Regions from separate parts of the Homo sapiens genome. Here all the other regions are linked to region 3. A link is a contact called in ENCODE Hi-C or POLR2A ChIA-PET data. All regions are on one chromosome and are shown on one strand. The core of a region is the stretch at or near the end of the contact, and the rest is flanking DNA. Distances in the headings are between cores, read along the strand shown. Region 1 holds the start of VPS37D (VPS37D subunit of ESCRT-I). Region 2 has its middle 48 kb from the start of ELN. Region 3 has its middle 20 kb from the start of CLDN4.

Region 1 (4,224 bases), core at 1,354-3,853, 140 kb after region 3:
ACATGTCCTTCGGGAGCCCACCACCTTCAGCTCACTGATCGCTGCACTCCCAACCCAGCACAAAGTCTGCCCCAGCTCCTCTGTAGCCCCAGATCCACGCTGCCCTAGCCCAGTCACAGGGGAGCCCGAAAAAAATTCACAGGTAGGAAAGTGAGCCCTGCTGGCTGTCCAGTGCTGGTGGACAGCAATGCTAGGCTCTGGCATGCGCCAGGCATTCAGGGTGGACTTCCCAGAGGAGGGGCTCCCCAGCCTGAGGTGTAAGAATGAGCCAGGGGGTGGCAGAGAATGGGTCTCCCTCCTGGCCCCCAGCCCCAGCCACCCCTCCCCTCACCTCTGCCTCCTGCTCCGCCTCTTCTAGCTCAGCCTGCAGCCAGCCCAGCGCGCAGTGGGGACTCCAGCGATGCATGCTTTCCTCTGAGGGCCACAGAGGGACAGAGTGACAGACAGGCCAGGGCCCCGGGCTTGCACTCTCCCGCTGACCCCATGTGATTCTATATTTCCCTTTCCCCTGGTCTAGAGCCTCAGTTTCCTCATCTGTACCGTGCCCATGTGACCGCTTTGTGGATCCGGCCCCTACCAAGTTTCTGCTCCTCGTCCTAGTACAAAAGAGACAGGGGAGGCTTTGTCCCCCTCAGCATCTCAGGGGGACCCTGCGTATTGGGTCCCCTTTCTCCCACCCAACCCTCCCCACTTCCTCTCACTTCCTCAACTCTACTGCCCAGCAAGCCAGGAGCAGGTCCGCCCAACTCCCATCCATCAGAGCCTGGCACTTCCCAAGGCCAACCCACCGGATGGCCAACTGCCCCCACCAGCCCCAGGGGGTTCTCCCAGACGTGCCCTCACCCAGTCGCTGCAGCTTGTCCGCGCAGTTCTCGGCCACCTCACGAAGCTCCTGGTATTTGATGGCCAGGGCAGCCCGGCCCATCTCCAGGCGGGGCCGCAGGGCCAGGTTCTCCTTGGCCAGCGCGTAGTTGGAGGCCAGGCAGGCCTCACGCTCCAGCTGCAGGCCCTGGAACTGCGGGCAGAGAGGAGCTAAGAGGCCCGCTCAGGGGATCTGCCCTGTCCACCCTACTGCCCCGTCCACCCTACTGGGCGACCGTGCCTGAGGGCCAGGCCAAAGGCACCTGTCAGGCACCCCTTCAGGGTGGTGAACCCAACAGGTGAAGGGACGATGACAGGCCGGGACCAGAACTGGCTCTGCCCTGAGCTCCCTCTCTGGCCTCAGTTTCCTCTTTTACAAATCGAGTTAAAAAACATCCACCTTATGGGGTTGTTGAGAGACTTAAGTGAGGAAAACTATAAAGGCCTCTACAAATGTTAGTTAATTTTTAATTTTTCAATTAATATGTCTGCTCAGGTCCCGGAGGAGTGCCCCTCCCTCCTCTGCCCCATTTTCCATGCATGGACAGCTTCCCTCTCACTCCAGGCCTTTGTCTGTTTCCTCCTCAGGTGTTTGCACCGAAAACACTCCCACCCCCTGCTCATCCTCTCCAGAGGGGTGTCTGCACCCCGTCCCCTCACAGCACCCCCTCGGGTCACCCTCTCTTCCCTTCCCACCCCTTCCTCTGCCTCCAGTGGAATCCTCACACCCCAAGGAATACACACCCCCTTTTCCTCCCTGCTCCGGGCTTACAGCAGCCCCGGCCCTGGAGAAGGCTTTTTCCTTGTCTCTAGCAGGGCCCAACCTCCCCTCCCTGCCCCTGGAGAACGCACTCCCCTCCATCTGTCCCTTGTGGGATGCACAAGCCCCTCCTCGCCTGCCTGCTTTCAACACACACTTGCCCTTTCTGCCCCCCACAGACAACCAGCCCGGGCCTATCTCCCGTGAAATATACAACTTTCTCTTACGGTGGCCTATGCAATACACACGGCAGCTTCCAGCACCCCTCCCCAACGCCAGGCACAAAGCCCCCTCTTGCGCCCCCAGAATGCGTGAACCCCCAACGGCCCCTCCAGGTGTCAGACAGGCCCCTAGTTCTCCCAGTGGAAGGCGCCTCCTCTTTCTGGCCCTTACAGAACGTGGGTGTGCGAGCCAGGGCCCCCCACAACACAGCCCCCCGGAACACACCTCCCCGGAGCATCCGCTGTAGGACACGCCTCGCGGCCATCCTGGGGGTGCACAGGCGCCCCCCTCGGGTCCCCGGCGCCCCACCCGCCCCAGGCCAGCTCCAAGCGCCCCCTCCCCCGGGGGTGGCTCCGCGGGGCCCACTCGTACGTGCCAGGCTCCGCGCCCACGGGCGGCCCCGCGGCCCGGCCCGCGCGGCCCTTCCCTCGAGCGGCAGGTCCCGCAGGCCGCTGCCCGTCCCCCGCGCCCCCCGCTCGAGCCCCCCGCGCTACCTTCCTGCTGAGCCGCACGATCCGGTCCAGCTTGGGCTCATCCTGAAGCAGGTCCCGGAGCTGCCCGGTGCTGAGGATCCCAAAGCGCCCCGGGCTGCCGGGCTCCGGCCCCGCCCGCGCCGCCCGGGCCCGGTACATGCCGCCCGCCCGCGCCCCCAGCTCGGCTGCTGGCTCGGCCCGCTCGGCCCGCTCCGCCCCGGCTCCGCTCCGCTCCGCTCCGCTCCGGCTCCAGGATCCGCTCCGGCTCCGGCCGCACGCACCGCTCCGCCGCCAGGGGGCGCCCCTCCCGCTCTTAAAGGAGCCGCGGCGCCGGGGCTGGGGGTGGGGCAGGGAGGAGGCGGGCCGCACCCCTCCCCGCCCCGGCCGCGCCGCGCCGCCTCCAGCACCCCAGGATCGCCCAGCAACCCGATCTCCCCGCCCCTCCCGGAATCTGAGCCGCCCTGCTCTGCGCCCCAGCACCGGCCCTGGCTCACCACGCCCCCAGGCACGGACTCTCCCACCCCGGGCGGTTACAATTTGCAGAGCCCGTGCACGTTTTCCCCTCGGATGGCAACAACAAATTTCTGACTTTGGCCGGGCGCCGAGGGCTCCTGCCTTGCAGCCCTCCCCAAGCCTCAGTTTTCTCTTCTGTAAAATGGGGTTGGAGATGGTGAGCGCTGACTTGCTGGCCGGGCGCGGTGGCTCTCTCCTGTAATTCCAGCGATTTGGGAGACCGAGAAGGGAGGATCGCTTGAGGCCAGGAGTTTGAGACCAGCCTGGGCAACATAACAAGACCCCCGTCTCTATTTAAAAAAATTTAAAAATTGTCAAAAGGGTGAAAAGAGGCCGGGCGCGGTGGCTCACGCCTGTAATCCCAGCACTTTGGGAGGCCGAGGCGGGCGGATCACGAGGTCAGGAGATCGAGACCATCCTGGCTAACATGGTGAAACCCCGTCTCTACTAAAAATACAAAAAAAATTAGCCGGGCGTGGTGGCGGGCGCCTGTAGTCCCAGCTACTCGCGAGGCTGAGGCAGGAGAATGGCGTGAACCCGGGAGGCGGAGCTTGCAGTGAGCGGAGATCGCGCCACTGCACTCCAGGCTGGGTGACAGAGCGAGACTCCGTCTCAAAAAAAAAAAAAAAAAGAGTGAAAAGAACAATTTTTAAAAGTATTTAAATGCTTTTAAAAAGTATCCGGACATGGTGGCATGCGTCTGTAGTCCTAGCTACTCAGGAGGCAGAGGTGGGAGATTGCTTGAGCTCAGTTTTGAGACCAGCCTGGGCAACACAGCAAGACCCCATCTCTATAAAAGTAAAATTAAAATGCTGAGGGATAGTGATATGGCTAGCAATGTTATAATGAATACACATAGTAGGTCAATACCCACTTGTTATTTTAGACATGCAGAAGCATCACAGAGGCCGGGCACGGTAGCCCATGCCTGTAATCCCAGCACTTTGGGAGTCCAAGGTGGGTGAATCATTTGAGGTCAGAAGTTTGAGACCAACCTGACCAACAAAAATTAGCCGGGCGTGGTGGTGGGCGCCTGTAATTCCAGCTACTCAGGTGGCTGAGGCAGGAGAATCGCTTGAACCTGGGAGGCGGAGGTTGTAGTGAGCCGAGATAGCACCACTCCACTCCAGCCTGGGCGACAGAGACTCCGTGCTCCGTCTCAAACAAAGAAAAAAAAGAAAAAAAAGAGATGATGTCGCCTCCCCAAAGTCACATTACAGGTAAATGATACAGTCCCGTTTCTTCTCATTTGTACAGTGTCCACAGAGCATACGATGCCGCTCTGCGCTGAACACTGGGTTAGGCCCTGTGGGGACACTGTCCCTGCCCTCAGGGAGTTCATGGATTAAGGCAGAGTCCCATTCCCACTCAACTAATTCTAGTATAAGACAAATG
Region 2 (3,729 bases), core at 1,008-3,507, 170 kb before region 3:
CTCCCTTTCCTCCCTCCCTCTCCTTCCTTTCTTTCTTCCTTCCTTCACTCCCTCCCTCCTTTGTTCCTTCCTTCCTTCCTTTCTTCCTTCCTTCACTCCCTCCCTCCTTTGTTCCTTTCTTCCTTCCATCTTTCCTTCCTTCTTTTCTTCTTCCTTTTCTTTCTCTCTCCTCTTTTCTTTCTTTCAACAGGGTATCACACGGTTACCTAGGCTGGAGTACAGTGGTGCAATCACAGCTCACTGCAGCCTCGAACTCCTGGTCTCAAGGTATCCTCCTGCCTCAGCCTCCCAAGTAGTTAGGACTACAGGCACACACCACTGTACCTAGCTACTTAAAAAAAGTTTTTTTTTTCTAGAGACAGGGTCTCACTAAGTTGCCCAGGCTGGCCTCAAACTCCTGGCCTCAAGTGATCCTCCCACCTTGGCCTCCCAAAGTGCTGGGATTACAGGTGTGAGCCACCATGCCTGGCCTTTATCATTTTCTAAATAGTGTCTTTGAAGAGCTAAAGTTTTTTGTTTGGGTAAAGTTCAATTTGTGTGTGTGTGTGTGTGTGTGTGTGTGTGTGTGTGTGTATTTTGTATTCTTTGTGCTTTTTGTATTGTATTTCCAAAGTATTTACCAAGCCCAAAGTAACTAAAATTCTTTTTCCCCTGAGTTTTCTTCTGGAAATGTTTTATCATTTTAGCTTTTACAAATAGTTACGTGACCTATTTAGAATTAATTTTGGTGTATGGCGTATGGTAGGGGAAAGCTTCTTCCCCAGTCGGCTTTCCTCATTGAAGAATGGTTTGCTATGACTCCATTTTTTTTTTTTTTTTGAGACAGGGTCTTGCTCTATTGCCCAAGCTGGAGTGCAGTGGGTGATCTCGGCTCACTGAAACCTCTACCTCCTGGGTTCAAGCAATTATCATGCCTCAGCCTCCCAAGTAGCTGGGATTACGGGCATGAACCAGCATGCCCAGCTAATTTTTGTATTTTTAGTAGAGACAGGCTTTCACCATGTTGGACAGGCTGGTCTCGAACTCCTGACCTCAAGTGATTCACCTGCTTCGGCCTCCCAAAGTGCTGGGATTACAGGCTGAGCCACCGCGCCCAGCCTACAACTCAAATCTAATCCTGTCATCCCCTGCTTACACTGTTGTCCCCAGGCAAACCTCAGCCCCTCTGGCCCAGCTTTGTAGATGACAACTGGCCAAAGTCCATGTCTCCAGCTTTCATCTCCCTGTTCTGTGGACACTAAAACCCATTTGCCAAACATATCAAACGTCTCTTTCGCCTGAGGGCTTTCCTTATGCTGCTGGTTCTGTCTGGAAGTACCACTCATCATCCATCTTTTCTGTCACTACAACCTTTTTTTTTTTTTGGAAACAGTGTCTCACTCTGTTGCCCAGGCTTGAGTGCAGTGGCGCGGTATCTTGGCTCACTGCAACCTCCGTGTACTGGGTTCAAGCGATCCTCCTGTCTCAGCCTTCTGAGTAGCTGGGATTATAGGCAGTCACTACCACACCTGGCTAATTTTTGTATTTTTAGTAGAGACGAGGTTTTACCATGTTGGCCAGGCTGGTCTTGAACTCCCGACCTCAGGTGATCCGCCTGCCTCGGCCTCCCAAAGTCCTGGGATTTCTACAAGTGAGCCACACGCCTGCTATACAACCTTTGGGGTTTGTTATAGGTCCTTCAGGGGTTAACTTAGAAGCTGTCCCCTCTTCCCACCCCAAGAGCCTTGGATAGGGCTGATGGTTCCTCCAAGCCCCAAGTCCTGCTGAACACTACTGAACACTGGATTTATTTATTTATTCATTTATTTAATTTGAAGGCAAAGTCTTGCTCTGTCGCCCAGGCTTGAGTGCAGTGGCATGATCCTGGCTCACCGCAACCTCCGCCTCCTGGGTTCAAGCGATTCTCCTGCCTCAGCCTCCCGCGTAGCTGGGACTACAAGCACTACCATGCCCAGCTAATTTTTTGTATTTTTAGTAGAAACGGGGTCTCACCATGTTGCCCAGGCTGGTCTCAAACTCCTGAGCTCAGGCAATCCACCCGTCTCGGCCTCCCAAGGAGCTGGGATTACAGGTGTGCGCCACGGTGACCCTGAACACTGGACTTAGAATGCTCTAGTATTGCCTGCCTGCTTCTGCCTCTTGACTGGGCTTCCTCCAGGCAAAGGCAGGTGTTCCTTCATTCTGAATGTCAATCAACATATTTAACCACCTGCACCACCCTTCCAGGCCATACCAGCTAATAACCAGCCCCGCCACTTGGTGGCAGCATGCAGCATGACGCAGATGAGGCTGGGGCCTGGCTGTGGAGTGAACGACCTTTGCACACCTTGCCCTGCATCAACCGCATGGCTGTTTCCCTTGGGAGCTCTTAGTGGGAGGAGGAGCTAAGGCTGGGAAGGGAAGCAGAAGCTGAGGTTTTGGCAACACAGATTCAGGAAGTTGGGGAGAAATGAGCCCAGAAGCTCAGAATGGGTGGGGTGCAGGGCCTGAGTTGGGACACAGAAGGCTAGCCCCAGGTCAGGGTTTGTGCCCCCATAAGGAGCTCCCACATGAGGCCCCGGGACCCGCCAGCAGCAGCAGGTCTTTTGCACCATCTCCCCAACGCTGTTTAGGCAAGGGGTGAACCTGAGGTCACCCAAAGCCTCCAGCCGCTCTCCCAAACAGCCGCCTACCACGGGGGACCCAGGAGGCCAAGTCAATAACCCGAAATCATAAAATCTCAAAGGCGTCGAGCATTTGGAAGGAGGAGCAGACGCAGCAAATGGGGCCTTTTCCCAGGCAGCTCGTGTGGAACAAGAGAAACAGATTTACGAGCGTCTGGTTGAAGCCAGGTTGGGGGGCGGGGTGGGGATGGGGGGTTTGGTGGAGACGCAGAACGTTTCTAGTGCACAGGAAGGATGATAAATGGGAATGAGCTGCACGGGCTCCATGGCTGTGGTTTAAGATGCGTGAAATGCAGGCTCTCTCTTTCGTGTGCTTTGTTACAGATTTGGAAGAACATAAATGTATGTATCAGTGTTTCATGGACTCTCCCAAGACCTGCAAACTCCGGTCCTCCTTCCTCTGAAAGGTGGGCCATCTGAGAGCGATGTTGGACATGGGTGTGTACCGGGGAGCACGGGCTGGTTGCCCATCCTTGGCCCTGAACTTGGACTCCCAGATGTAGCCACATGGCCCAGACCTCCCCCCGACCCGGCGGCACGGCGGCTTGAGAAAGGCCTGCCTCTGAGTCACAGGCAAGGCTCTAACGCTGTCTGTGGACTCTGGACTGAGACCCACAGGCTTGAAGGGGAAAGGGCACCCAGTTTACAGTCATGTTCATGCACACGCACACCTGCACACGCACACACCTGCACATGCATGCCTGACCACACATGCCTCCACATGTACACCTGCACGCACATGCCTGCACACACGCTTGCAAACGCACACCTGCACACACAATCTGCACACGCACACCTGCACACACATGCCTGCACACACACGCTTGCAAACGCACACCTGCACACACAATCTGCACACGCACACCTGCACACACATGCCTACACACACTTGCACACGCATGCCTGCACACACACTTGCACACACATTTGCACACGCACGCCTGCACACACATGCCTGAACACACACACCTGCACACTTAAACTCTTCCTGGTGCCAGATTTTGTCACAGGGAAGAACAAGGAGCCAGGTTCTCTAGAACCATCCCTCCCTCCAGCCTGTCTCTTG
Region 3 (4,235 bases), core at 146-2,645:
TGGTCAATGTTGAGATGACAAAACATTGGAAATATCAGATCAAGACTTTAAAGCAATTATTATCAAAATGTTGCAAGAAAGGCCAACACTCTTGAAATCAATGGAAATATAGAAAGTCTTTGCAAAGAAGAGAAGATGTAAAGAAGAGCCAAACAATTTTTTGTTTTCTTTTGAGACAGGGTCTCCCTCTGTCACCCAGGCTGGAGTACAGTGGCATGATCATAGTTCACTACAGCCTCGACCTCCCAGGTTCAAGTGATCCTCTCACGTCAGCCTCCAGAGTAGCCAAGACTACAGACATGAGCCACCACACTGTCAATATTTTATTTTTTTGTAGAAATGAGGTCTCGCTATGTTGCCCAGGCTGGTCTCAAACTCCTGGTCTCAAGAGATCCTCCCGCCTCGGCCTCCCAAAGTGCTGGGACTACAGGCATGAGCCACTGCACCCAGCCCCAAACAGAAATTTTACATGTCTGTAATTCTAGCACTTTGGGAGGCAAAGGCAGGAAGATCTCTTGAGTCCAGCAGTTCAAGACCTGCCTGGGTGACAAAGCAAGACCCCATATCTACAAAAAAATTAAAAATTAGCCAGGCATGGTGGCTTGTGCCTGTGGTCCCAGCTACTCGGGAAGCTGAGATGGGAGGATTGTTTGAGCCCAGAAGGAGGCTGCAGTGAGCCATGACTGCACCACTGCATTCCAGCCTGGGTGACAGAACAAGACCCTGTATAAAAAATAAATAAATAAATGAAAATAAAAAAATTTAAATAAAGTTTAGAACTGAACAATATAATAACCGCAATGATAAAACAAAGCCAGGCTGGGCACGGTGGCTCAAGTCTGTAATCCCAGCACTTTGGAGGCCAAGGCAGGTGGATCACCTGACGTTAGGAGTTCAAGATCAGCCTAGCCAACATGGTGAAACCTCGTCTCTACTAAAAATACAAAAATTAGCCGGGCGTGGTGGTGGGTGCCTGTAATCCCAGCTACTCAGGAGGCTGAAGCAGGAGAATCGCTTGAACCAGGGAGGCAGAGGTTGCAGTGAGCTGAGGTCGCACCACTGCACTCCAGCCTGGACGACAGAGTGAGATTCCCTCTAAAATAATAATAATAATACAACAAAACCTTGAATGAGCTCAAAAGTAGAATAGAGATAATGAAGTCAGTGAACTTGACGTAGATGGGGAAAAAAGCAAAAAACCAAAAAGTCAGTCAAATGGTAGCTAATTCCTATTCTAAGCAATGCACCCAACCATAAATCCCTGTCCAGAAGGAGCAGGGACCTCCAGCAAGTAGGCAGCGTCCCTGGCCATGGTTCTGGCAAACGCTGTGTGTCAATGCTCTCCTCAAGGCTGGGCCAGCCCACGGCCGCGGTGACTCTCCCTAGAGTCGCCCTCGCCTGTTTGCTTGTGGGAACTGCAGCATCCAGGGTGTCCCACACCCGTTGATGGGAATTTTGAAAATCGCACCTGTGCTAGTGGCAGGTGGAGGGGTAGAGAGGGAGAATTGTAACCGGCTGCCCCAAACACCCCCAAATTGGCTGTTTTAATGGTGAGCCAGAGGTAGGATTTGGAAATTCTTCTTCTTTTTTTTAATGAGACGGAGTCTTGCTCTGTCATCCAGGCTGGAGTGCAGTGGCAAGCTCTCAGTTCACTGCAGCCTCTGCCTCCTGGGTGCAAGTGATTCTCCTGCCTCAGCCTCCCGAGTAGCTGGGATTACAGGCACACGCCACCACACCTGGCTAATTTTTGTATTTTTAGTAGAGATGGGGTTTCACCATGTTGGCCAGGCTGGTCTGGAACTTCTGATCTCAGGTGATCCCCTCGCCTCAGCCTCCTATAATCCCAGGCGGGAGCCACCGCACCTGTCTGTTTGCAAATTCTTTTGACAAGTTGCTCATCATGGTGAAAAGTAAAAGTTGCCCAGTGCTCTGTATATGGCTAAGGCTGTGGGTCTATCCTTCCCAGGGTCTGGCTGGGAAGGTGATGGCTGCCTGATTCCTGGACTGGGCACGGTGCCCCCTTGGGTGTTTGCGGACGGCACAGCAAGTGTGGCCAAGGCTCTGGGAGAGGCTGAAGAGGTGGCCACCCAGGGGCAGGACTGCCAGGTCCCTGGGAAGGTCAAAAGGCAAGAGGGTAACCCACCCTTGGGGGAGCAGCTATGGCCCCAGGAGTAGGGGAGGATCCCCAGTGGAGGCAGGTGTCACTGCAGCCCTGGGCTAATGGGCTCTGGAAGGTGGGGAGGGGGGTGGGGGCGAGAAAGAAGGGGAGGAGGAGGAGAGGCGGGAGCTGTTCTGAGCCCCTGGGGTGATGTGATTGGCATTGCGGCCCCTTCCTCCTCCCCTCCCCATCACCCTCTCAGCCCCAACCACCCCACCAGGGCCTGGGAGGATGGCAGAAACCCCAGCCACATGTTCATAATGGAATAGAGAGCCAGCCAGGCCAAGACAAGCTGGCAGACCCCAGACATGCCCTGCCCCCACCCTGAGCCCCTTCCCCTCTCTTAGCCGCCTCGCCAAGCCAGGCCCTCCCACCCCAGGGAGCGAGAGGGCAGGGAAGTGACAGGACAGAAGGGTAGGGGACTTTAAGAGGGAGGGGCAGTGGAGGGAGGGGGTGCGGGGGAACTGGGAGGGGAAGGGTCTCCAGGAGAAGAGGAGCTTCAGATAGGGGAGGGGGCTCTTGGAGAGGAATGGGGCTCAGGGAAGAAAGGGGAGCTTACAGAGGGGAGTCTGGGAGTGGAGGGGGCCTGGGGCATAGTCCTGCAGGGGAAGGGGCTCCTGGTGGGCAGAGGGGCTTAAGATATAAACCAGATGTGGCCAGGCGCGGTGGCTAATGCCTGTAATCCCAGAACTTTGGGAGGCCAAGGTGGGCGGATCACTTGAGGTCAGGAGTTCGAGACCAGCCTGGCCAAAATGGTGAAAACCCATCTCTGTTAAAAATACAAAAATTAGCCAGGGCATGGTGGTGCATGCCTGTAGTCCCAGCTACTCAGGAGGCTGAGGCAGGAGAATCACTTGAACCTGGGAGGCAGAGGTTGAACTAAGCCAAGATTATGCCACTGCACCCCAACCTGGGCGACAGAGCTCGACACTGTGTCAAAAAAAAAATATATATATATATATATATATGTATGTGTGTGTGTATATATATATATATATATGTGTGTATGTGTGTATATATATATATGTATGTGTATGTGTGTGTGTATATATATATATATGTATGTGTATATATATATATGTATAAACCAGATGAGACCAGGAACAGAACAGCCCCCAAGGGTGGGCTCTGGTTTCTGGCCTTAGCTGGAGCTGGGTCCCTGCTGGGCTGGTTTCCCTCTGGGCTGGGCCCCATCTGGGCAGTGCCCTTGGCACGCTCCCAGGCAGCCCCCAGGCTTGGTTTCAGCAGGTCCGGCTGAAAACGGAAGAAACCAAGCTTGGGCAGGGCCTTTTTATGGCTCCCAGTGAAACCGGGCCCTGGGGACAGGGAAGAAGCTTCTCCAGGGCAATGGCGGAATGGTGGGGGTGACTCACTCCTCCCGTCCTGGCTCTGTGACATCTCAGAGCCTGGGAATTACCCAAAAGCAGCCAACCTGGACGGGCCGAGAGAAAACAGTTCCACCCCGCCCTGGCCACTCTCACCTCACCTTCCCACCGTCACTCACACGGAGGGACACGCCACGCCCGGAACTGAGGATACCAGGAATGAGAAACACACACCCTCTCACACAAGCACGAATCCACCTCGAAAGCCAAACACGCCCACCCCATCCCCGGACAGACAGAGGCCACACACGCGCGGCCCTCTGAGCCCCAAACCAAACTCCTCACCTCAAGAGTTCTGCTTCTCAGATGGCCAGTTTAAGAGGCTGCTTAGGGGGCCGGGTACGGTGGCTCACGCCTGTAATCCTAGCACTTTGGGAGGCCAAGGCGAGTGAATCACCTGAGGTCAGGAGTTCGAGACCAGCCTGGCCAACACAGCAAAACCCCGTCTCTACTAAAAATACAAAAATTAGCTGGGAGTGGTGGTAGGTGCCTGTAAGGCTAAGTCAGGAGAATAGCTTGAACCCGGGAGGTGGAGGTTGCAGTGAGCCGAGAAGGCACCACTGCACTCCAGCTGGGGCAACAGAGCAAGACTCTGTCTCAAAAAAAAGAGGCTGCTTAGGGGCTTCAGGGAGCTGGACAGAGAAGGTAAGGAGACTAGGGGCAACAGAGACAGGGAAATGGCAACTGGGGAG

The links. Hi-C counts contacts between places; a loop is a spot of excess contacts on that map. ChIA-PET counts read pairs that join two places held with the same protein, here RNA polymerase II (POLR2A). Pooled maps may share reads with other maps.
Region 1: a loop to region 3 is called in a pooled map, with 2.6 times the contacts of the local background. The contact joins the promoter of VPS37D here to the enhancer-like site in region 3. A Hi-C loop is called at or near these places in 1 of 50 pooled maps. POLR2A ChIA-PET finds 5 or more read pairs at or near these places in 5 of 52 experiments (Caco-2, HEK293, WTC11 and 2 more).
Region 2: a loop to region 3 is called in a pooled map, with 4 times the contacts of the local background. The contact joins two enhancer-like sites. A Hi-C loop is called at or near these places in 2 of 50 pooled maps. POLR2A ChIA-PET finds 5 or more read pairs at or near these places in 3 of 52 experiments (MCF 10A, Panc1 and activated CD4-positive, alpha-beta T cell).

Annotation. Positions count from the first base shown.
Region 1 is chr7:73,666,210-73,670,433 of GRCh38, reverse strand. VPS37D (VPS37D subunit of ESCRT-I) reads right to left here and starts at 2,603. Exons shown (of 4, transcript NM_001077621.2): 1 at 2,338-2,603; 2 at 844-1,015; 3 at 332-414. The coding sequence starts at 2,475. RefSeq lists an enhancer at 1,446-2,441 and silencers at 2,423-2,722, 2,833-2,932, 2,943-2,992.
Region 2 is chr7:73,977,844-73,981,572 of GRCh38, reverse strand. No RefSeq gene overlaps it. Among named protein-coding and RNA genes, the nearest start is that of ELN, 48 kb to the left of the region's middle. RefSeq lists an enhancer at 2,160-2,454. Within about 2 kb of position 2,257, at least 5 of the 41 ENCODE cell types and tissues checked have a DNase peak (open chromatin) inside an H3K27ac peak, as active enhancers do.
Region 3 is chr7:73,809,045-73,813,279 of GRCh38, reverse strand. No RefSeq gene overlaps it. Among named protein-coding and RNA genes, the nearest start is that of CLDN4, 20 kb to the left of the region's middle. RefSeq lists a silencer at 1,284-1,393. Within about 2 kb of position 1,395, at least 2 of the 41 ENCODE cell types and tissues checked have a DNase peak (open chromatin) inside an H3K27ac peak, as active enhancers do.